Regions from separate parts of the Mus musculus genome. Here region 2 is linked to region 1. Evidence: chromatin loops called from intact Hi-C (ENCODE). Cell type or tissue: heart. All regions are shown on one strand. Each heading gives the region's core, and the rest is flanking DNA. Links, peaks and the distances in the headings are about the cores only. Region 1 has its middle 40 kb from the start of P2ry2. Region 2 overlaps P2ry6 (pyrimidinergic receptor P2Y, G-protein coupled, 6).

What was found. Hi-C counts contacts between places; a loop is a spot of excess contacts. Peaks named below come from ENCODE experiments on the same cell type or tissue, not always from the same donor. Only the 100,000 strongest peaks of a DNase experiment are listed, where the experiment ranks them.
Region 2: it touches region 1 in a loop (6-fold over the local background); 24 of 42 quality-filtered maps call a loop at or near these places.

What each region holds. Positions count from the first base shown.
Region 1 is chr7:101,046,410-101,057,943 of GRCm38, reverse strand. No RefSeq gene overlaps it. Among named protein-coding and RNA genes, the nearest start is that of P2ry2, 40 kb to the right of the region's middle. In heart, for the core only: CTCF peaks have their summits at 5,718 and 5,926 (motif pointing right); DNase peaks (open chromatin) are centred at 5,923, 6,813 and 8,463; H3K27ac peaks cover 1,314 bases.
Region 2 is chr7:100,938,060-100,949,593 of GRCm38, reverse strand. It overlaps P2ry6 (pyrimidinergic receptor P2Y, G-protein coupled, 6), which reads left to right. Exons shown (of 3, transcript NM_183168.2): 2 at 9,576-9,793; 3 at 10,410-11,534. The coding sequence starts at 10,444. The coding sequence ends at 11,430. Among named protein-coding and RNA genes, the nearest start is that of Arhgef17, 12 kb to the right of the region's middle. In heart, for the core only: a CTCF peak has its summit at 6,146 (motif pointing left); DNase peaks (open chromatin) are centred at 5,013 and 6,203; H3K27ac peaks cover 871 bases; H3K27me3 peaks cover 2,253 bases.

The DNA.
Region 1 (11,534 bases), core at 1,799-9,798:
AACACATATGTGTCTGTGCAAGCATATGCCATGTGCGTGTAAGCCTCTGCGGTGGGTGCATGGGTGCCCTTGGAGACTGGCTGGAGTGACAGGCAGCTGACAACTCAAGCCCTTGTGAAGAACAACATGCATGCCTAACTGCTGAACCACCTCCCCCATCCCGGCCAGCATCATCTTTTCATCTGTCCTGGGGATGTGGAACAACCAAGCTGTCTTTGACTGTGACCCTCCTAGGAGGGAAACTGTTCAGGCTTTCTACACTCATTCTGTGTTAACTGTTTGAGGAACTCCTAGACTTTTCTGCCCTCAAAGTATAATAACGGCACAGTCTTACACACCAGCCAGGAATCTCCTAGGCTTCTGATCTCCCCGCTTCCTCCCTAACCTTAGCTGTTCCACGCACTGTTTCATTATGGCTATCCTCAGGGGGAACAGGGGGATTTCCACTGTGGTTTTAATTGCATTTCCCAGATGGTTAGTTAGCAAGAATCAAGCATCTTTTCATGTGTTTATTGCCCATGACCTTTGGAAATGCTCATCAGATGTTTTGCCCATTTAAACCTGACTTGCTGTTCGTTATTGGTTCTAATAGTTCTTTATTTTTTATTTTATTTTATTATTATTTTGTTGTTGGTTTGTTGGGTTTTTTTTTTCGAGACAGGGTTTCTCTGTGTAGCCCTGGCTGTCCTGGAACTCACTCACTCTGTAGACCAGGCTGGCCTCGAATTCAGAAATCCACCTGCCTCTGCCTCCCAGGTACTGGGATTAAAGGAGTGTGCCACCACGCCCAGCCGATTCTAATAGTTCTTACATATTTTAGATAAAAATCACTCAGATATATGACTTGCCAGTATTTCCACATTTTGTTTGTTTGTTTGGTTTGGTTTAGTTTCTTTTTTTTTTCTTTATTTTATTAGATGTTTTCTTTATTTTCATTTCAAATGTTATCCCCTTTTCTAGTTTCCCCTCTGAAAACCCCTATCCCCTCCGCCCCCCCCCCCGCCCCCGCCCTGCTCCCTAACCCACCCATTCCTGGCCCTGGCTTTCCCTTATACTGGGGCATAGAACCTTCACAAGACCAAGGGCCTCTCCTCCCATTGATGACTGACTAGGTCATCCTCTGCTACATATGTACTAGCTAGAGACACGAGTTCCACCACGTTTTTTTTTTTTTTTTTTTTTTTTTTTTGATTGGTGGTTTAATCCCAGGGAACTCTGGGGGTACTGGTTAGTTCATATTGTTGTTCCTCCTTTAGGGTTGCAGACCCCTTCAGCTCCTTGGGTACTTTCTCTAGCTCCTTCATTGGGGGCCCTGTGTTCCATCCAATAGATGACTGTGAGCATCCACTTCTGTATTTGTCAGGCACTGGCAGAGCCGCTCAGGAAACAACTATATCAGGCTCCTGTCAGAAAAATTTTATTGGCATCTGCAATAGTGTCTGGGTTTGGTGGTTGTTTATGGGATGGATCTCCAGGATATCATCCTGAGTGAGGTAACCCAATCACAAAAGAACACACGTGATATGCACTCACTGATAAGTGGATATTTAGGATATTCAGCCCAGAAACTCAGAATACTCAAGATACAATTTGCAAAACACATGAAACTAAAGAAGAAGGAAGACCAAAGTGTGGATACTTCAATCTTTCTTAGAAGGGGGAACAAAATACCTATGGAAGGAGTTACAGAAACAAAGTTTGGAGCAGAGACTGAAGGAATGACCATCCAGAGACTGCTCCACCTGGGATCCATCCCATATTTTCCCATTCTTCAAGTTGTCTTTTTCCTGATAGCAGACCCCTTCTATTTTGTAAAGGTCTGTTTTATTACTGGTGGATTGTGCATTTAGTAGGTAGACATATTGAAATAACGCATAGGTGACGCTATGTCTGAAGCATGGGCAACTGAGTAACCAATTCTACTAGAAACCAGCTCACAAGCGACTGAATAAACATTGAAAATATAGTTCTAGGAGCCGGGGGATGTAGCTCAGCCAGGACAGTGTTTACCTAGGATGTGTGAGGCCCTGAGGTCTAACCAAGTACTCAGGAGGTAGAGGTGGAAAGAACAGAAATTCACCTTCATCCTTGGCTATAAAGTGTATTAAAGGCCACCCTTGGTTACATGAGAACCTTGCACCTTTTATTTGAATCATCCTTATTTTTTTACATTTACTTACTTATGTAGGGTGTGTGTGTGTGAGAGAGAGAGAGAGACAGACAGACAGACAGACAGAAAGACAGAGCATGTGTAGAGTTCAGAGGACAACTTATGAGAGTCACTTCTCTCCATCATGTGAGTCCTGAAGGTGGGACTCAGGCTATCAGACTTGGAGGCACACACCTTTACCTACTGAGCTATCGTGACATTCTTGGGGGGAAGGGCAAGCCAGCTGGTCTCTTGGGAATATATTAAGGCCAATATTTTTCTTTCCATTTCATGCTGGATTAAGCTTCCAATTCTGGAGAAGGCCAGGTTTGTAGCCCCCAGCATTAAGGCTTCTCACCTACCAAAGTAGACAGTATAAATTTCCCAGAAGGCCTTAGGGGCAGAACCTAACCCATTCAATTAAATTATAGATGCTGTCCTTTATAGGAGTGACAGCCTCAGGATTCAAATAACACCTAGTGTTGTTGTGGAGTGAGACTGTAGTCCACAGCTCGGCTACTCCCCGTCAGCCTTGACCTTGACATTGTCAAAGGTCATTTGGTTCCAAGGAGCCAGCCCTGAAAACCAAAGACAGCTGAACCATGGATCCCTGGTCTACAAATTCGAAGTGAACACCACAACCAAGGTTTATACCCTCCCTCCTGGAAGACTGGTGAGATGGCTCAGTGGGTAGCGAGCACTTGCTGCCCAAGCTGAACAGCCTGTGTTGGATCCCTAGAACCTGCCCAAGTTTGAAGAACTGGATCCACAAAATTGTACATGTAACCCCATGCACATTAATACTGAGCACAAGTTTGTTTGTTTGTTTGTTTTAATGTAATAGTATTTCTCAGCAGTTAGGGACTTAAAAAGACTGGGTGTAGCTCAGTTGGTCGAATGCTTACCTAGGATGCACAAAGCCCGGGATCCCAGCCCTTCATAAATCTAGGTTGGTGGTCCATTCATGAAACCTCTGCACTCCAGAAATAGAGGCAGGGGTTCAAGGTCATTATCAACTGTATAGAAAGTTCGGGACCACCCTGGGCTACTTAAGATCCTATCTGAAAAACAAAGCAAGGAGGATGCCAAAGTTCAGGTCCTCAGAAACCTTCAGATGCTCAGTGGCTGTAGTGGCCCACCTGTAACTCCAGTTCCAGAAGGCAGAGACAGGAAATCCCCAGAGCAGGCTGACTAGCAAGATTAGCCAGACTGGTGAGCTTTGCCTCTGACTGAGAGACTCTGCCTCAATGAACATGGTTGAAGAGCAATTGAAGATGACATCAGTTTCCACATGAACACACACATTCTCTCTCTCTCTCTCTCTCTCTCTCTCTCTCTCTCTCTCTCTCACACACACACACACACACACACACACACACACACAAAACACACCATAATTTGTGGAAACGTTGAATAATGTACCTGGATACCTGGGTGTGCCTTGCCCACATACATTGGCTATAAACATGTAGCTGAGGCTAGCCTTGAACTTTTGGCTCTCCTGCCTTTCCCTTCAAGTGTTGGGATTTTAGGATGGAGTTTGTGTGGTGTTGGGGAGTGAAGGCCAGGCTCTGTGCATGTTGGAAAGCTATTCTGCCATAGGAGCTTTATAGCCCTTCTGTTCTGTTTTTGTTTTGAGTCAGGGTCTTGCTATGTAGCCCAGATTAGCCTCATTCTTGCCTAGATCCTCCTACCTCAGCCTTTTGAGGGATGACGTAACAAGCATTGATCACCACACCAGGCTAAAATGAAACTTTCTTCCTAGGGAAAGGTAAACTATGTGGCCTGTCTTTGGAGCAACATGGCAGTTCCTCTGACAAGCACAGAGGTTCCATACACTTAGAAACTTCAGCCCAGCACTCTGGAGGCTACACAGTGAGACCACCGTTTCAAATCAAAACAAAAAGTTTAGAAACTCCACTGCTTAAGTATACATCCAAGCAGGGTAATTAGCATAAATTAGCATAAAACTGTGGTTGAACAGTGGTCAGAATACTATCCAAACAGATAAATAAAAAGTTCAGTGACTAAGAGCACTGGTTTTCTTCCAGAGGACCCAGGTTCAATTCTCAGCTCCTATATAGTGGCTCAGCCATCTATAACTGCAGTTCCAGGGAACTACAGATGCAGGCATCAGGATTACAAGAGGCATAAGATGTACATGCATAACAAAACACCCACACACATAAAATAAAATAGAGAATTTAATTTAAAAAATTTAAATACAGACAGTGAAACTGGGTTTCACATACCCATTATCCTAGCACTCAGGAAGCTGAGGCAGGAGGATTGCATATCTGAAGCCAGTCTGAGCTTCCCAACATATTTCATAAGATACACTGATAAATCCTGGCTCAAAAGACCAAGAACTGGGAATGAAACTCTGGTAGAATGCTTGTACAGTATGTTCAAGGCCTTGGCTCCCTCCCCAGGGTAGCCCTCAAAAAGCAAATGTCAAACAAGGCAGGGATGTAGCTCAGTGCAGTAAAGTGCTTGCCCAGCTCGCAGGGAGCTCTGCTTCAATTACCCACATCAGATAATGCCAGACATAGTGATGCATGCTTTCGATCCCAGCAGGCAAGGAGGTGCAGGCAAGAGGACCATCCTTGACTACATAGTGAATTCAAGGTCTAGACTCAAAAGATCCTATCTCCCTGCCTACACACTGAGTGCTAGTTAGTCATAGAAAAGAATGAAACACTGCTATTTCTGGCTTATCTGTGACCTAGATGAAACCTGAAAGCATTACACTAAGTAGAAACAGCATGGTTCTGTTTCTGATTATGGGAAGAATCCAGACTAGGCAAGTCCATACAGAGACAAGGAAGTCTGAGGATGTGGGGTGGGGTAGGGGAATAGAAGAGTGGCTGTATATTAATGGACATGCACTTTTGTTGACGAAGATGAAAATATTATAAACTGCTTGTGGTGCCGGTTGGAGAATATTGGGGAACATACTACATATCATTAACACATACACTTCATCATTTCTACTATTATTATCCAGTACAATGATAGTAATAGAAATCTTTCTAGAGACAAGATTTCACCGTGTATCACAGGATGGCCTCCAAGTAATTATATAGCATAGGCTACCATCAAACTTGTGGCAATCCTCCTGCCTCAGCCCTGTGACCACCATACCTGGTTTAAATTGTATACGCCACATGAACAAATTATATGGCATATAGATGCATATCAATAAAACACACATATATGAATAAGTAAATGTAATTAAAATACTTTTAAAAAACAATTTCAGTATTAAACCCTGTGCTAGCATTTTAATGTCTCTAAACACTTTCCTTTGCACAGCTGTGCATAATTAACTTAGACTCTATCAGTGGAGTTTGATGCTTTCTATTTGTTCCTTTGTTTCAAAACATTTCAAGCACAAGGGAAATGAACAGCATAAGGAGCCCCTACACCCATCTCCTACGTCAACAGTGACTAGCACGACTCTTGCTTCTAAAGCACTGATTCAATAAACATTCTTGGGCAGAAATTTTTGCCCCCATTGTATACTGAATTCAGCTCAGCTTAAATCACTTCCTCAAACCCTTACAATGGCTTTACAAATGGTGTGATGATTCAGACCTGGCTTTGCCCTTGAGGAGCTCCTAGTCTGGTGTGGGAGAGAGACACTGCATTGGAGTGACCAGTAGGGACAGAGGCTGTGTAACGGGAAAGAGCAGGGCCCTATTACCCAGGAGGGTCCTAGTGTGGACGAATTGCCCCCATCCTGGAAGACTAACAGCTTCCCCAGCTCTGCGTTTCTTCCTTTACGCCACATGGTGGCGCCAAAGTCATCTTTCCACCTTTGGCAGCTTAGTGAAGGCTCTCTCGGAAACACTCTCAGAAGGACTGTTCAGTGTCTCTTCTTTGAGTGACCCTGTCTGGTGATGGTCTTCTCGTAGCCCCAGACTTCTCATGTGGTATATGAAGAAGATAGATGTAGTGAATTCTCTGGCATCTGGACTCCCGAGGAGAGTCAGCTCTCTGCAGGAGGCCAGAGGCTCCACTGCCCAGCACATGCTTAAAGAGGACTCAAGGATTCACAGGGGTCTCTATTCTGTCCCAGGAGAAGCTAATGGCCTCTCTGCCCTTTTCACTTTTTACAGAGGTCTATAGGAGTGGCTTTTTATTCTAGCAACACGCATCTATGTAAGGCATGCGGGGGTGGGGGTGGGGGTGGGGGGTCGGGGGTGGGGATCCACCTCCTGAAGCTGCCCCTCAGGAGTTACCAAGTGAGGACAGTTTAAGGGACATATTCTTGATACAGCGGCAAAGTTATGACTGTAGGTGGAGGAAGTGAACATGAGTCACTAGAGACTTCCAGAGGCCAGGCCGGATGTAAGTCCCCAAGGGCATTCGCCTATTGGGCACTAGAAGGATGCTTCTCATATAGCTGAGGGCATTTTGACAAAGAAGAAGGTGGAGTAGGGTATGGGAGGTGGGATGGGGTGTGGGAGGTGGAGGGTGTTTACTTTCCAGAGGGCTTTTGTGGTAAACTAGCTGGCTGCCTCTTCACCCTGGGCCAAGAGGGAAGGGCCAGGGGTGGGATAAGGGGTGTGGCAGAGCCAGACTCCGAGTATCTGTCAGGGTCTGCTTCCCAGGGGCCTTTCTGGGCTGTGACCCTAATACCTCTCCTTGGTCCTCTCCAGAGGACCCTTAACTTAACCCCGTGAGCCAGCCAGGGTACAAGTCACTAGGGGAAGGCAAGGCCAGCCCACACATCCTGAGGGCCTACTGTGTGCCAGGCAGGCCTGGAGTGGAACCCTTCTCTAAACCGAGTTTCTTCCTCATTTCACAGAGAAGGAAGTAGGAAGGAGCTGGCCAGCCGAGGGAGGCCTCAAGCCGGGATGTGTCATCCTCCCTTTCTCCACTCTCCAAGCTTGTTTTCTGAATCACCGTGCATGCGTGACCCTTCCTCATCCTCCCAGGCCTCGCCTCTGCTTCCCTTGTGCATTCCCCAAGGCCACCAAGCTGCGCTGTGCTCTCAAGGTCACGTTCACAAGATGGGTGTGCTGATGGACATTGGTACAAGTGTATATCCCAGCCCTGTCTGCTGCTGATCTGCTCTGTGACCTTGAGCAAGTCGCTCGAAGAGCTCTGAGCTTCAGTTTTGTCTATTCATTGGTGTTGTTAAGAGAATCAAATAAGATACTAAGTATAGTTGAACTTTGTGGCACATGTCTATAATCCAGCACTCAGGAGACCAAGGTGAGAGGATTGTGGGATCTTGCCTGACAAAACCAAAAACCATATCAAAAGAAAGAAAGAGAGAGAGAGAGAGAGAGAGAGAGAGAGAGAGAGAGAGAGAGAGAGAAGGAAAGATGTGTAACATTTTTAATACCTCATCCTGGTATGGTGTTCAATAAAGGTTAGGTTTTGTTAATTTTTCTCCCTTTTTTTCTTCATCACCTTCTTCTTCTTCTTCTTCTTCTTCTTCTTCTTCTTCTTCTTCTTCTTCTTCTTCTTCTTCTTCTTCTTCTTCTTCTTCCTTCTTCTTCTTCTTCTTCTTCTTCTTCTTCTTCTTCTTCTTCTTCTTCTTCTTCTTCTTCTTCTTCTTCTTCTCCTCCTTCTCTTCCTCCTCCTCCTCTTCTTCTTCCTCATCATTGTTGTTTTGTTTTGTCTAGGTTTTGTTGTTGTTGTTGTTTTGCAAGACAGGGTTTCTCAGGGTAGCCCTGGCTGTCCTGGGTGTGTGTGGCAGTGATTGTAAACATGTGCTTTCATGCCTAGCAGAACCTGCACTTCCACAAGCCCCTCCAGCAGTCAGGCAGAGAAGGGAGCAGGTGGAGCTGCTACCCTGGGTAGAGGAAAGGCCCTGACTTTGGGGCTGGTCACTGGTGTCTCCAACCTACTCCCAGGAGACACTTATCTACTCTCGGATCCTCCTACACCCTTGGGAGTTGGTACTAAGGTTTGAGGTTATCTAATTCAGCCTTGAGAGGACTGGTCAGTCCCCTTAACCCTGTCTCAGGAAGACATAAATAGCGATGCTCCTCCCTGGTACCTCCCCAAGCTCTGAAAGGCTGGCGGCTGGAACCCAACTCAAAGCCCAAGGAGCTGGCCAGGGTCCCTCTTGTCCCTCAAGCTCTTTGACCTGTGCCTATAGGAATTTGTGACTCTTGGCACCCAGCATGGTGACAAGTCCCTGCTGAAGCCTTGGCTGGTCTCTCCACTTGAGCTGGGTGAGGACGCCATTCCTGGCACTGTGGGAGTCTACAGCTGGGGCCAGTCCCTGCTCCCTTTGCCTTGGAGCTAATTTTAGGGCCTCCTAGTCCATGCCTCAGCTCAGCCTGGGTCCGTTCCCAGCCTCTCAGCAGTGAGGTCAGTTGGGGTCTCAGAGGATTGAGAAGGCCAGACCCGGCTTTGGCTCAAGAGGTGAAATTAGAATCCTCGTCCTCTGTCCAGCCTCTCCCACCACTGCTTGGGAAGTCACCCTCAGAGCTAACTGGCAGGATGTGACGAGAGCCATCTTTTTCCAGCCAGGGACATGCTCAACTTCTCTGCAAAGAGACAAATGAAACGCTGTTAGAAAGTTACCAGAGATCAGAGAGGTCGGAGCAACGATCCCTGGGAGAACTGATGCCTCCATTCTTCATCTGCCAATCATGCCCGAGAGCCAATCATGGCCGAGCTAGCACTAAAACTCAGGCCTCCCCAGTTGGACTTTACATCCTATGACCTGTGGATGACAGCGCGGAATGAGAGAGAGGGGAAGGGCCTTTTCAGGGGTCCCCCAAATGCCAGCTCAATGAGCAGTTTTTTTCATTCTTTCTTAGGATTCTTTTTGTGACAGTGTAGCCCAGACTGATCTTGAACTCACTATGTAGCCACGAATGACCCTAAACCTTGATCCTTCTGTTCCTACCTCCTGAATAGGTGCGTACCATCATGCCTTGCTTTGTAAGAGGAGTGTATGTATGGAGATTGGGAGGTACAGGGCTCATATAACCCATGGGTGTCACCAATTCTCTATGTAGCAGAAGCCGGCTTTGAACTCCTGATCTTCCTGACTCTGCTCTCAAGTGCTGGGTTTATAGGGGTGAATATGCTCGGTTATATGAAGTGCTAGGGCCGAGTCCAGGGCTTTTTGTGCCTGCATTCTACCTAACAAGATACATTCTCAGCACTTCTGTCTTTTGGGGGGAGAGGTTATTACTCTGTAGCCGAGGCTAGCCTTTGAACTTGCTACAATTCTCCTGCACCAGCCTCCTGAGTGCTAGACCTTGTACGTGTTAGGTAACTGCTACATCTCCAGCCCTCTCCTATGAAATAGGTATAAGGACACACGATCCCAAGATGTATGGGAGGGGCAAAGGGGGTGAGAGGAGTTTAAAGACTGTTGGGGACTCGGCATACAGTATGCCCACCCAGGGGATAGGGTCCCTGTCTGCTGGGGCCCTCCTTGTCAAACCTCAAGCTTGCCCCTCCCCGAACCCCAACCTTCCCCACCCTGCTCCCTCAGGACTGTGTTGCCTAGCAACAGTAACTGGTCTTGAGGACAACCTAAGCAGAGGGCAAGGGGCTGCAAGCAGGGGTCAGGAGGAAGCTATAGCTGCTCCCCCACCTGTCACCAGCCTTTGCCCCTTCTGTCCCTGAACTGTTACTCCTGGGTCCTTCCCACCTCCTCAGCTCTTCCTGTTGCTCTCAGTTGGCTCTCTCCAGGAGGGCTGACTGAGCAGGATGCTAACTGGCAGGCAGGCAGCCAGCCAGCCAATGAGCTGCCGTTGAATCTTCTGGAGATGTCTCTCTCCTAGTAGCCAAGGAACCCCTGAAACACTAGACTGGAAACCTTGTGTCTGAATCCCCAACCTCACATCTGTCTGCATCACCCAAGCCAGATGGGTCTCTCTCTGAGTCTCAGCTGCCTCATCCCTGTTCATTCTGGTTCATTCCCTGACGTCTCCTATGGGCTGTGCCTGCCCTCTGAACCTGATGGTGCCCAGGCTCTGACTGCAGGTGGGCATATGAACGGTCTGTGTGTATTTGGCTGGCGCTCAAGAAATACTTAGTGATCTATCTTAAATTGTTTTGAGCCAAACAACTGTAACCACCCTGACAAAAATGAAGATATTTTAAAGAGACTTTGGGACTTTTCTCTGTGGCTATCGTGATAATGGTCCCCAAGACTTTAGAATTTTCCCAGGACTCTTCATGCTGGGAGAAGGAAAATCATGAGATCTAGTGCCTCCCAAGGAGAGATTTCACAACTTGTTAGACCACCATGTAGGAAGGACAGAGTAGATCCCAAGCAATGATAGGCAGGAGCTCACCTTGACCAGAACTTCTTAGCTCTGTATACCCACAGCCCTCTGTGTAAGTCTCAACCTCATGTCAGGACCCTGGGGATCAGCTTGGGCTTCATGGGGCCTCTTGGCTCATCTTTTGATTATGGATCCATTAAATGAAACTTCTTTCTCGGCTCTTCACTAATACTTGCTTGTTTAACTGTCCTGTTGAGGGTAGAAGGCTGATCTCATTTATGAAAAACCATTGGGAATACACACACACACACAGACACATACACACACACACACAGACACACACACACACAGACACACACACACACACACACACACAGACACACACACACACACACACACACACACACACACACACACACCTTTTTACTCAGTTCACTCCCAAAGAGGACTCTCCAGATGGTGGAAAATGGAGGAATCTAAAGATAAACAGAGAGGCATCGTGGAGCAGGTACTATCTTGAGCCGGGGCTGACAATGGCAGATTGCTCCATAGCCATTGGATAGACAGGTGAGGTGAGCTGAGGCCACCAGAGTACAGGTCAGTCAGGGCCTCTGATGCCAGGCAAACAGATAACGAGCATTCCCAGGGCAATGGTGAGACATGGAATGGTTTTGAGTAAGGACATGGTAGGATTGGGATCCACCTCTGGCTGCTGCATAGAGTATGGATTGAAGGTGAACAGAGGAGGCCTGAGAACCTGTCTGCTTTCCATGTTCATGTGGAAGAGATGAAGCATGAATGAGGACAAGGCTGTGGGAAATGAAAAGTGCACAGTTCAAGGACACCAAGAGCAGTGGACAAAATTAACAGAAGATGGGATGGACATGGGAGAAGTGAGAAAAGGCTTGGCTACTCCTGATCCTGGTGACCAGTTAGGGGGATGCCCTCGCTGAAACTGACAAGAGGGTGGAAAAGATGAAGAGTGAGCTTTGACTTCATCATGAGAGAATATGTCTATTATTTATTATATTATTTGTTTGTGTGTACATACATGTGTGCTATGGTACTCATATATAGGTCAAAGAATATCCCATAGGAGTTGGTTCTTGTTTCCCACCAAGTTGTTCAGGGGATTGAATTTGGGTTATCAGGCTTGCCAACCTTTATCAGTT
Region 2 (11,534 bases), core at 1,669-9,668, 110 kb after region 1:
TACGACTTACAGACACAAACAAAATGGATTGGTGTGTAACTCAGTTGGTAGAGTGCTTGTCTAACATGCATGAATCCCTGGGTTCATCCTCCGACTGCATATACTAGCTGCGGTGACACATGCGCTTATAATCCAATCCCAGGGTGTCAAGTTCAGGGTCATCTGCAGCTGTATAATGAATTTGAGGTTAGCCTGGATTACAAGAGACCCTGTTAGAAAGAGAGAAAGAGAGAGAGGGAGAGGGAGAGGGAGAGGGAGAGGGAGAGGGAGAGGGAGAGGGAGAGGGAGAGGGAGAGGGAGAGGGAGGGAGGGGTGAGGGAGGGAGGAAGGAAGGAAGGAAGGAAGGAAGGAAGGAAGGAAGGAAGGAAGGAAGGAAAAAGAAAGGGAGAGAGGAAGAGAGAGGAGAGGAGGAGGGGGGAGGGAAGGAAGAGGAGGGAGGGGAGGGAGTTGCTGATGAGATGGCTCAACAGATATGGCATTTACACCCAAGCCTGACTTGAGTTCAGTCTCCTGGACACACATACTAGGAGGAGGAGGGGGAGGAGGGAGAGGAGGAGGGGGAGGAGGGGGAGGAGGGGGAGGAGGAGGAGGAGGAGGGAGAGGGGAAGGAGGCAGAGGAGGGATGGGGAGAACAGGCTCCTCCAAGTCATTCCCTCACCTCCAACACTTGCACCATGACTCTCAAATGTGTGTGTGCACACATGTAAATAAATATTAGAAAGCACACATATAAATAAATTAATGTAGTAATAAAAAGCCTAAACGTGCTGAGGAGCAAAATGTAACAAGTCAGCCACAGTCCCACACATATGCAGGAGGCTGTAGTTTTTCCACAGTCCCACACATGTGTAGGAGGCTGTAGTTTTTCCACAGTCCCACACATATGCAGGAGGCTGTAGTTTTTCCACAGTCCCACACATATGTAGGAGACTGTAGTTTTTCCTACAGTGGCAGAGGAAGGCCTCCCAGGGACAGGGTCATCTGAGCCATGCTTGAAGGAAGAGAGACCTGTGTTCTTCACACACATCACAACTGTCCACAGCCACTTGACACCCTCCAGCCTCATCTACTTCTCACTGAGTTGGGCATCACTCTCACTTTGATAACCTCCTTCTGTCCCTCCCAGGCCAACCTCAGACACCTACCAAACCCTCTTCCCCCTACACGGGTGGGCCCACACCCACAAGGTTCATATCAGAGGTTGAGTTGTTTGATGGAAGGAAGTGTTCTGACATCTCTGGTGCTGGAATTTCAAGTGTGTACCACCCTCGGCTATGAGGTTTGTCTTGAAGTTTTACTGTCACACGGTATGTGGCCCAGGTTTCCCTGGATCTGGATGTGAGCTCAGGAACCCGGTGGTAGGAATGAAGACCAGTCCATGAGTGGTCTCGGAATGATCTACAGGATGCCTTGGGTCCCAGAGGCAGGCTGCAGTGGGCTAGAGTCAATGAATAGAAGTACATCTCAGGGCTTGGTGAGGCCAAGCTCGTCTTCCAGTGAGTTTTCTCAAGGTAGCCTATAGCAGCCTGGAGAAGGGTAAGCTCTCCAGCAAGGGGAGTATGCAAACAGGGGCCAGACAAGCCACGGGGAGGCTTCAAGGTCTCCTCTTTGGGGAGTGGAGAGGCTCTGAGTCAGGTCATCTAAAGACCTGTCTGTCTCAGCAAGTCCGGAACCCAGAACCCTACCACTGACCCCTGCCTCTAGGGGTCACAGGGGTGGTCTGCCTCTGGGATGTGGACTCAGGCCTCAGGAGATGCTAGCGATGGTTAGAACAGGACCCATGACAGGGATTGCTCTCATGAGAGGTGAGGGGTCCTCTGAGACTCCCTCTGGCCCAGCCTCACACACAGAGCCAGATTCCTTTGCGTTTTGGTGTCTTGTCTCTGAAACACGCAGTATACACTCCGATGGTCTACTTGCCTGGCCTGGTAGGTGAACAGGCCTTCCTAAGGTTGAGACTAGGGAATCAGGCAGGCTTAAAGGTACAATTCCTGTGATTATCCCCCTACCCTCCAGCAAATGTGTCATCCGTCAAGATGGCTCAGTGGGTAAAAGTGATTGCCACCAAGCAACCTGAGCTCACTCTCCAAGCCCCTCCTGGTGGACGGAGAAAACTGACACCCAGAAGTTGTCCTCTGACCTTCATATACATGCAATGGCACACACACACACACACCACTAGCACCACCATCACTACCACACACACACACACACACACACACACACACACACACAGAAACACCACACACAGAGAGACACCACATTCACACACATATACACACAGACACCACACTCAGAAAGATACAAACACAAATGCAGACACACATAGACACAGACAGACAGACAGACACATACACCACCACCACCACACCACGCACATACACACAGAGACACAGACACTACACACAGAGAGACACAAACACAGACACACACACAGATACCACAGAGAGAGAGAGAGACACCAACGAGAGAGACACACAGACACAGACAGACAGACAGACAGACACACACACACAGTAATTGACTGAACTCAGTAGCACCAAGGATAGCGCGCTCTGGCCTAGCTACACGGACTGGATCTACTCATCTAACCTTTCCCAGGGTTCCTGGGAAACTGGAGACCTAAAAGCAAAGCCGATCTTGTGTCCAGTGTCTCACCGAGTTAGAAGAGGGAGGGAGTTACTCTGTCTGTGACCCGAGGGCCTCCTCGCCTCTATTGTTTTAACCTATTCCTAGGAAATGGTGCCACGGTGACTATTGTGTGCACTGGCAAACTCAGCCTCTTTGGCTTCGGGTTTCTGGTAGGGAAATGTCCCCTTTCTTCCCAGCACAGACTTTATCATTACTCAAATCTGTATTCAGCTCCCAACTGACTCACTGTCACCTCGGACAAGTCACCACTGTGTCTAAGCCTAGTCATCGCTGTACAGAATCTGAGACAATCGTTTAAGTCTTTGTTTTGGTTCCTGATTGGTTGGCCTCAGAGCTCTGGACCTGCAGCAATGCAGGAACATCACAGTGGAGGGCATGGTGGCACAAAGCTGCTGCCCCTGTGTCAGCCTGGAGGGGGAAGGAGTCCTAAGTCCCACCCATTGATCCAATTCCTCCAACCAGGCCCTACCTTCTAATATCCCATCCAATGGGAACTATGCGCAAGCTGATTCACTGACTTCTCATCAATGGCCTGATGATCCGCTATCCACAGTGTTGCCAGCCAGGGGCAAAGACTTTAAATTATGAGATTTTTAGGAAGACATCACATCTTAGCAATTGCCACCAATGCTATCCTGTGGGGTCAGTACAGCTCGTTCCATGTAAGGTTCTGGTACCAGAGCCCTTAACCCAGTCTGGCTTCCACTAAACAGCCAAGAAGTTAGCAGTGAGTACCCGGGAAGATGGGGGCTCAAAGATATAAAGGACTTTCTAGGACACATGGCAGAGGGAGCCCAAATGGGTTCCACTGTCCTGCCAGGAGCTACTGAGATGACAGTGGTCAGTCACTCTGAGAACCATTCTGGCTGCCACTGTGCTCCACTAGACTGTCCCTCTGTCCCCACCTGCCCTCCCGTTCTAGTTTCCCATGCAGAGATGATGGACTTCTGGACCAAAACTGTGTGAGAAGAGGTGGAGGCCCTACTCCAGCTTAGAACTGCAGGCAAGATGGCTGGTTTAAAAAATATAGATTTAAAGCTACACATGGTAGTGTACATCTTTAATCCCAGGAGGCAGAGGCAGGTGGATCTCCTTGAGTTTGAGGCTAGCCTGGGCTACAAAGTAAGTTTCAGGACAGTCAAGGCAACATTATCTAGAATACATACATATATATATATATATATATATATATATATATATATATATATATATATGAAGAGTGTATGTGTGTATGTGTGTGTGTTTATATGTATGTATGTATGTATGTATGTATGTATGTATGGGAGGTCAGAAGCATCAAATTTCCTGGAGTTTGAGTTATAGGCAGTTGTGAGCTCCCTGATATGGAGGCTAGGACCAAATTTTGATCCTTGAAAAAAAAAAAAACAACACATAAGCTTTTAATCACTGAGCAATCTCTCAATTCCCTTCTTTTCTTTCTTTCTTTCTTTCTTTCTTTCTTTTTTTTTTTTTTTTTGATAAGGTTTCATGCATGATGTCAGGTTGGCTTTGAACTCGCATAGCTGAGAATGACCTTAAATTTTGGATCTTCCTGCTTCCATCTCCCATGCCTGGACTATGCAGTACTAGGGACCGGACTCAGGGTTTTGCGAACATTAAATACGCTAATAGAGCAACATCCCCAGCTCCTCTTTCTAACTTGTTATGTCGCTGAGGATGCCCTTGAACTCCCAGTTTCCCTGTTCTACCTCCCAGGTGTAAGGCTTACAGGCCTTCACCACCACGTCTGGCTTTGGATGGTTGATATCAAGGGATAGAAAACCGGTTAATGGACTGAAGCAAAACAAGAACTTGTCAGTGGGCATCACTGGAGTCCATTGGGAGGTTGAAGTCTCAGGCTTGGCGGCATCCAGAAGCTCCACAGTGTTCTCAGGGACCTGTGCGCTCCTCTCTCTACTCTGCCCCCTTGGATTCTGGCAGTCTCCTCTCTCGGGCTTATATCTCTGCGACACAGGACCATGCCTGGCACACAGTCCTGACAGCTGTGGCAACTCCAGCCTCACTCCTCCCAGCTTTGCAAGCCCAACAGAAACCCCTCTCCTTCTCAACCATTGAGCAAGGCTCTAAAATGAGGGCTCCTCCAGGTCTACCTGCATGGCAGGCCACAAGCTAGGCTTCAGTCTTCTCTTCCAACCACGACCTGGAGCCTGGTTATTGGACAATGGACAGATCTGGGGCACTAGTGGTCTGAAGCCAACTGCAGTCCTTATGATTAAGCAGTGTATATATTCCACTTACTGTGGGAGAGGAAGGGGTGGAAGAGCCTGGAGCCCAGGCACAGGGCAAGGTGCCTCCCACACAGCTCTGGGCCAGGCTTTATTGGAAGAACTGGATGGGGGCATCAATCTCAGAGGAGGGCTATGAAAGGGCCCCAGTCCCAGTGTGCAGCTTCTCCTTCACACTCACAATAAGCTTTCAGTTCCACATGGTCCCTGCTGAGCAGAGGGGGAAGAAGAAGTAAAAGGGAGAAGAGAAAGCAGATCTCTGCCCTCCCTGCAGCCTCGTGCTGGCTTTGCCAGCTCTAGCCTGCTGAGACCTAAACTGTCCAAGCAGGGATTCTGTCCCTTGCCCACTGTTCTCCGAGTGCCAGGGTCTGGGATCAAGCTAGATGTAGGTGGCTCTAGGGCACCAAGGATGGATAACACACAGGGGCAGGGCTGGGTGATGCCTGGGACAGAGGGCGTGATGTCTCTGTAAGGAAGGGAACACAGCGACCATAAGTTTCTCAGGTTCAGAGAAGGTGGAAAGCTGGCCCTAAGCCACACAGCAGGCAGATGGTGAGTCTCAGCCTGACTCAGAAGGAGGAAACCAAATCTTGACCCTTCGATCCTGTGCCTTCCATGCTAAATTCATGGGCCAGGGGTCCAGCCAGGGGATTTCCCAGCTTGGTTTCCCGGCAGGCAGGCAGGCAGGCAGCCCAAGGTTGGGAAGTTTCTTCCCAGGTCCAGCAGCTGCAGAGAACTACCCGGTAGGTGGTGACTCAAGTTTTCAGCTCCTGCCTCTATCCTACAGGCTACATGAAGGGTTACACAAAGACCCTACGTCCTAAGTAGCATCAGAAACAGTGAGACAGTTCTTCCTGATGTCTTCATGCGGTTGACGATGCTGCAGAACTGAACCCATAGCTGTCACCTGGACTGAGGGAAGGAAGCAAATGTAGGTTGTCCCTTGGTGGGGGTAAAGGGCTGTGGTATTTTTGGTGATGGTATATCCAGGGAACTAGAGTAGAGAGGGGTGGAGGATGCCTGGTGTCAGGGTGCTACGTCTGGCCTGACACTCAAATGGCTGTTGTAAGTGCATTGAGAGGGTGAGACTCAGACAGAGGGATAGATAAGTAGGAGGAATCCTGAGGAAGGCCAGAGGAACAGGCCTAGGGGCATGTCCTGGGCTTGCTCAGTGCCAGACTAGCAGGCGGCCCCTGAAGCATGGGCACAGTGGCCTCATCCAGTTCAGCTGTCCACTAGCGCCATCTCATGGCTTCAGACTCTCATTACAGGGACTACTCCAGTCCCTGGAGGAGCCACAATCATTTAGAGGTCTGACCCAAGTCTTGCCCTGCCCCAGGGTCAGCACCCCATCTTCCCTTAATCCTTCAAAGTTGCATCAATCCTGGGACAGACCCTGGTGCCACCGGAGCCTGTCCTGGGAACACCACAGGAGCTAGCTACTGGGAAGAAAGCCAGGTCTCCGTGGCTGCTTGGATTTCTTGGCTCATACGCAAATAAACCGTAGGTGCCCAATTTGTACACAGCTGGCCAAATGTCTGCCTGAAATTCAATCTGCCTGGTCTCACTTTGGTTCAGATTTTCGGCTCCCTGTCCTGTAAAGTGGGCTTGGGGTAGGCTCAGTGCACAGACGGCATCTACAGTCTACAAGGCTCCTTTACAAGTGACAGAGTAGGAAGAGTCCTCACTCTCTGTGGCATTTCAACATGCAGGTGGCAACTGTGACATTCTAGACAGCAGCTAAGAGAAACAGATGGGAGTGGGAGCAGAGGCAGGATATGAGCCCGGCCCCCACTTACCAGCTTGGCATTCGTTCCCTGCGTGCCCTGCCCCCACCCCCTTGCCTCACTGACTTCACACCAAAGCCCCCGTCATCTTCCCCTCTGAGTGCTGCCTCTGCCCTGAAGAACACACCTCTCACCCTCTAGCTGTCCCAACAGCTATAAAGCCCCATTCATGTGCCCACCCCTACCCCCAACCTCATGACCCTTGGTCTTTAAGTAGAAGGGACAGCAACCACTAATAGTGGAATGTTGGGAGAGCTGACGGCACACAGTATGTGTTTAATAAGGGCGCGTAGTGAAAAGGACGTATGGGCAATAAAATATCTAGGTAAGAAGTACCCAAGTGGATTGTCACCTGGAGGGAGGTGAAGACAGGCATGTCAGTAGATGACCTACCAAATGGATGGAGGATTGGGATAGGAGTACAGACTCAGAGAAGTGAATGGAATCCTGGTGGCTCAGCTGTCACAGCTAAGGGAAGGGCCAAGAACTGTGATAACACACCTATACATTCAACAGATGAGAACACTGATGGAGAGCTGGGTGGAAAGCCACTCGCTGGGTCTGCCCATGCCCATGTCCCCTCCTCCCATGGCTAGAGAGGGAGTTCTGGGAAGGATGACTTTTGTTCAGCTCTGTGCTCCTCCAGGCTGTTTCCGCCAAGCCAAGGTGTGGGGGGTGACAGGGAGTGCCCCCCCATCCAAGGGCTATTTCAGTCAGAGCTAGCAGCGCCAGGAAGCAGAGGAAACTGTCCAAAGCTACGCCAGAGATGCTACAGTGTGGCTGAGGACAGGAGCATGGGCAGCTCCGAGTCTGAGTGTCCTGAGTGCCCCAACACACTTGGAACTATCAACTCAGGACGGTGATGGGATGCTGTATGTGAGTGTCTGTGTCTTGAGGAAATGAGCCAATATGGTGTGGGACAGAGTGGTTGGACAGTTTGGCAAGCTGGGTGGGGTCTCTTCAGCTGGGGACTCAAGGGAGGATCAAGATGGGCTCATGAACTTGGTGCTGTTTTAAATTTGGAGGTGCTCAGGTTCTGGCTAACAGAAGTAGACTATGGACGTGTTTGTGAAAAGATCAGCAGAGCTGGACAGGTCAGAGAGGGGGCTGGGTCTCAGTGGCCAGTGGCTCTACCATGTTGGGAACAGTGTGATGAGTGAGGAAGGGCAGGATAAGGGGCGTGTGGAGAGGACTTGGGGGCCTTCAAGCAAAGCCAGAGGTCTGGACAGGGGCCTTGAACACCAGAAGAGAGACTTAGGTGTTTCCCTAAGAGCAGAGGAATCTCTTAAAAGGTTCCAATTGCAGGCAGATAGTCCAGAGAGAAGCTGGTCTAGGACTTAGGGTGCAAGAGTGGATGGCAGATGAGGTAGTCAATATTAGCTGTCACCCACGGTTGGGGTCGAGGGGTCCCTTCCTCTAGTCATCCCCTGTAGGAGTGGGAGCACTCAGCCTCAGAGACAGAGCAGATGGGGGGGGAGGGGCAATGACGGCTGAGATCCACTCAAAGCTCATTTCTGCAGTTCTTGTTACTTCCAGGGGGAGGCAGAGACTCTCTCGGGGAGTGTGGTCAGTCAGCCACAGGCCTGCCTAAGGAAGGATAGGGACTCGGCCCCTTCCACCTATTCCCTATTCCCACTTGGGGTGTCCTTCCTCTGCTCTACTGATGAAAACCCTCCTCAGCCACCCAGTCATCCTTCTCTGGAGAAGGTCTTTTTCTTTCTTTATTGACATACATCTATCTGTCTGTGTGTGTGTGTGTCTGTCTGTCTGTCTATCTATCCATTTATTCTGCGTGTAGAGCACTTGCCACAGTGTACCCGTGAAGGTCAGAGGACAGCTTGCAGGGGTCGGTTCTTTCCTTTCACCATTTGGGCCCTAGGGGTTGAACTCAGGCTGCCTTAACAGCAGACACTTTTTCTGCTGAGTTCTTTCCATCCTGTGGCTCACTCTGTCTGTCCCTCAGACTAGCAAACCGTAGCTAAGCTTACAATGTCTCTGCCCGCATGCTAGGCCTATGTGTGTCTAACAGGCAGGTCAAAGCAAGAGAAAGAAGGCACAAACGAATGACCCTGATGAATGCATGCGATTCTGTATCCAGTGTCTGTGGATGGTGAGCTCTGGGTCTGACTTTGTTTCTAACTCACTGATGTTGGCCCTATGGCTCCTCACCTCAGAGTTCCCATCTCTGTAAAGCTTGGCCAGCTTGCTTCCTGATTGGTTCCCCTGAGAGCTGGAATTTTACTCTGGCCACCAGGACACACCTCAGGCTCTTTTTCTTTCTCTCCTTTTTTGTTTTTTGTTTGTTTTTTTTTTTAATTTATTTTTATTCTTTTTAATTCTGTGTTTTGCCTACTTGTATGTCTGTGTGAGGGTGTCCGATCCTCTGGAGTTACAGAGTTATGAGTTGTCATGTGGGTGCTGGGACTTGAACCTAGATCCTCTAAAAGAGCAGCCAGTGCTCCTAACGATGCAGACATCTGCAGCATGTGTGCCTGTGCATGCACATATGTGTGCAGTTGCCATGGACACCACAGATATCAGATCCTCTGAAGTTGGAGTTACAGGCAGTTGTGAGCCTCCCGGCTTAGGTACAGGAGCAGTAGCCGAGTGACTTGAGCTGCTCCAGTCCCTCCCCTCCCCCCATCGATACAACCCTACCCCTCATCCACACAAGCCCACCCCCACCATAATCTATATAACTCCACCCTCCGTCCACTCAAGACCACTACCACTCCATCAACACAATTCCACCCCACCCCTCATCCACACACTCCAACCCCCATCCACACAACCCTCTCACCCCACCCCACCCTGCACACAATCCCAGTCCCCTAAGTCCCCCCAAAAGGAAGTTCCCTGGAACACCTGAGTCACCTCTCCTGTTTTACAGATAAACGGTGACTGAAAGAACATGGCTTCCCAAGGTGGAATTCAGACTGAGGACGTCAGTGCTTCCCTCCGTGAGCTCTGCGTGTGTGTGCACTGTCCACAGGGGTAAACTAAAAGCCACCAGAGCTCTCTGTCCTGGACCCAACCTGCCTTGAAAACAACGAGGAACACCAAATCTGGCACTTCCTCCTAAAACATCTTCCATCTTGCATGAGACAGGTAAACATACCATTACTGCATCCCTACTCCTCAGGGAGCTCAGGAGATGCCCCATGTGTGCTTCTAACCTTTCTGCTCAGATTGGGAAGCCAGAAGGTAAATCCCTGCCCCCAAGATCATGCAGGCACTAAGTACCTGTGATTTGAACGGAAGCCCATCAATGAATTCTCATAGAAGAGACATTTGACTAGAGTTCTGAGGGCTGAGCAGAACTTCATGAGGAGAAGCTGAGAGGAAATAAATAGGACAGAAAAAAATCGACTTGGGCCAGGGTGGTGCCACAGGCCTTTCATCCCAGCACTTGGGAGGCAGAGTCAGGGGAGCTCTGTGATTTCCAGGCCAGCCTGATCTACAGAGTGAGCTTCAGGGCAGCCAAGGCTACACAGAGAAACCCTGTGTCTAAAAAATAAACAAAAGCGAATTTCTCTCAAGCTTTAGCTTTACTGGAGTACACAGGTCCATGATATGACATCAGTATGGATCTTTATGGGGTGATGAGGCTAAGAGATGACATAATTAAAGACATAATTGTTCAGACAGTGAGATGAAGGCGCGGGGCGAAAGAACGGGGTTGCCAGTGAGCATGCTACTGAAAGGGTGTGTATTGCTTCCCCAGACTCTCCGAGCATAGGAAAGGCTGACAGGCAGTTATGGAGCAGGACAATGGCACCATCCAGGCTCCAGGCTTGCCGCCCACCACCTGCGTCTACCGTGAGGATTTCAAGCGACTGCTGCTAACCCCGGTATACTCGGTGGTGCTGGTGGTCGGCCTGCCACTGAACATCTGCGTCATTGCCCAGATCTGCGCATCCCGCCGGACCCTGACCCGTTCCGCTGTGTACACCCTGAACCTGGCACTGGCGGACCTGATGTATGCCTGTTCACTACCCCTACTTATCTATAACTACGCCAGAGGGGACCACTGGCCCTTCGGAGACCTCGCCTGCCGCTTTGTACGCTTCCTCTTCTATGCCAATCTACATGGCAGCATCCTGTTCCTCACCTGCATTAGCTTCCAGCGCTACCTGGGCATCTGCCACCCCCTGGCTTCCTGGCACAAGCGTGGAGGTCGCCGTGCTGCTTGGGTAGTGTGTGGAGTCGTGTGGCTGGCTGTGACAGCCCAGTGCCTGCCCACGGCAGTCTTTGCTGCCACAGGCATCCAGCGCAACCGCACTGTGTGCTACGACCTGAGCCCACCCATCCTGTCTACTCGCTACCTGCCCTATGGTATGGCCCTCACGGTCATCGGCTTCTTGCTGCCCTTCATAGCCTTACTGGCTTGTTATTGTCGCATGGCCCGCCGCCTGTGTCGCCAGGATGGCCCAGCAGGTCCTGTGGCCCAAGAGCGGCGCAGCAAGGCGGCTCGTATGGCTGTGGTGGTGGCAGCTGTCTTTGCCATCAGCTTCCTGCCTTTCCACATCACCAAGACAGCCTACTTGGCTGTGCGCTCCACGCCCGGTGTCTCTTGCCCTGTGCTGGAGACCTTCGCTGCTGCCTACAAAGGCACTCGGCCCTTCGCCAGTGTCAACAGTGTTCTGGACCCCATTCTCTTCTACTTCACACAACAGAAGTTCCGGCGGCAACCCCACGATCTCTTACAGAGGCTCACAGCCAAGTGGCAGAGGCAGAGAGTCTGAGGCCCCAGAGGAGGCCCTGGGGCACTGGCTGCAATGTGTTTGTCACTGGGGCCATGGTTGAAGCTTTCTCTCAATCCCAAACCATACAGAGAAGCAAAACTTGG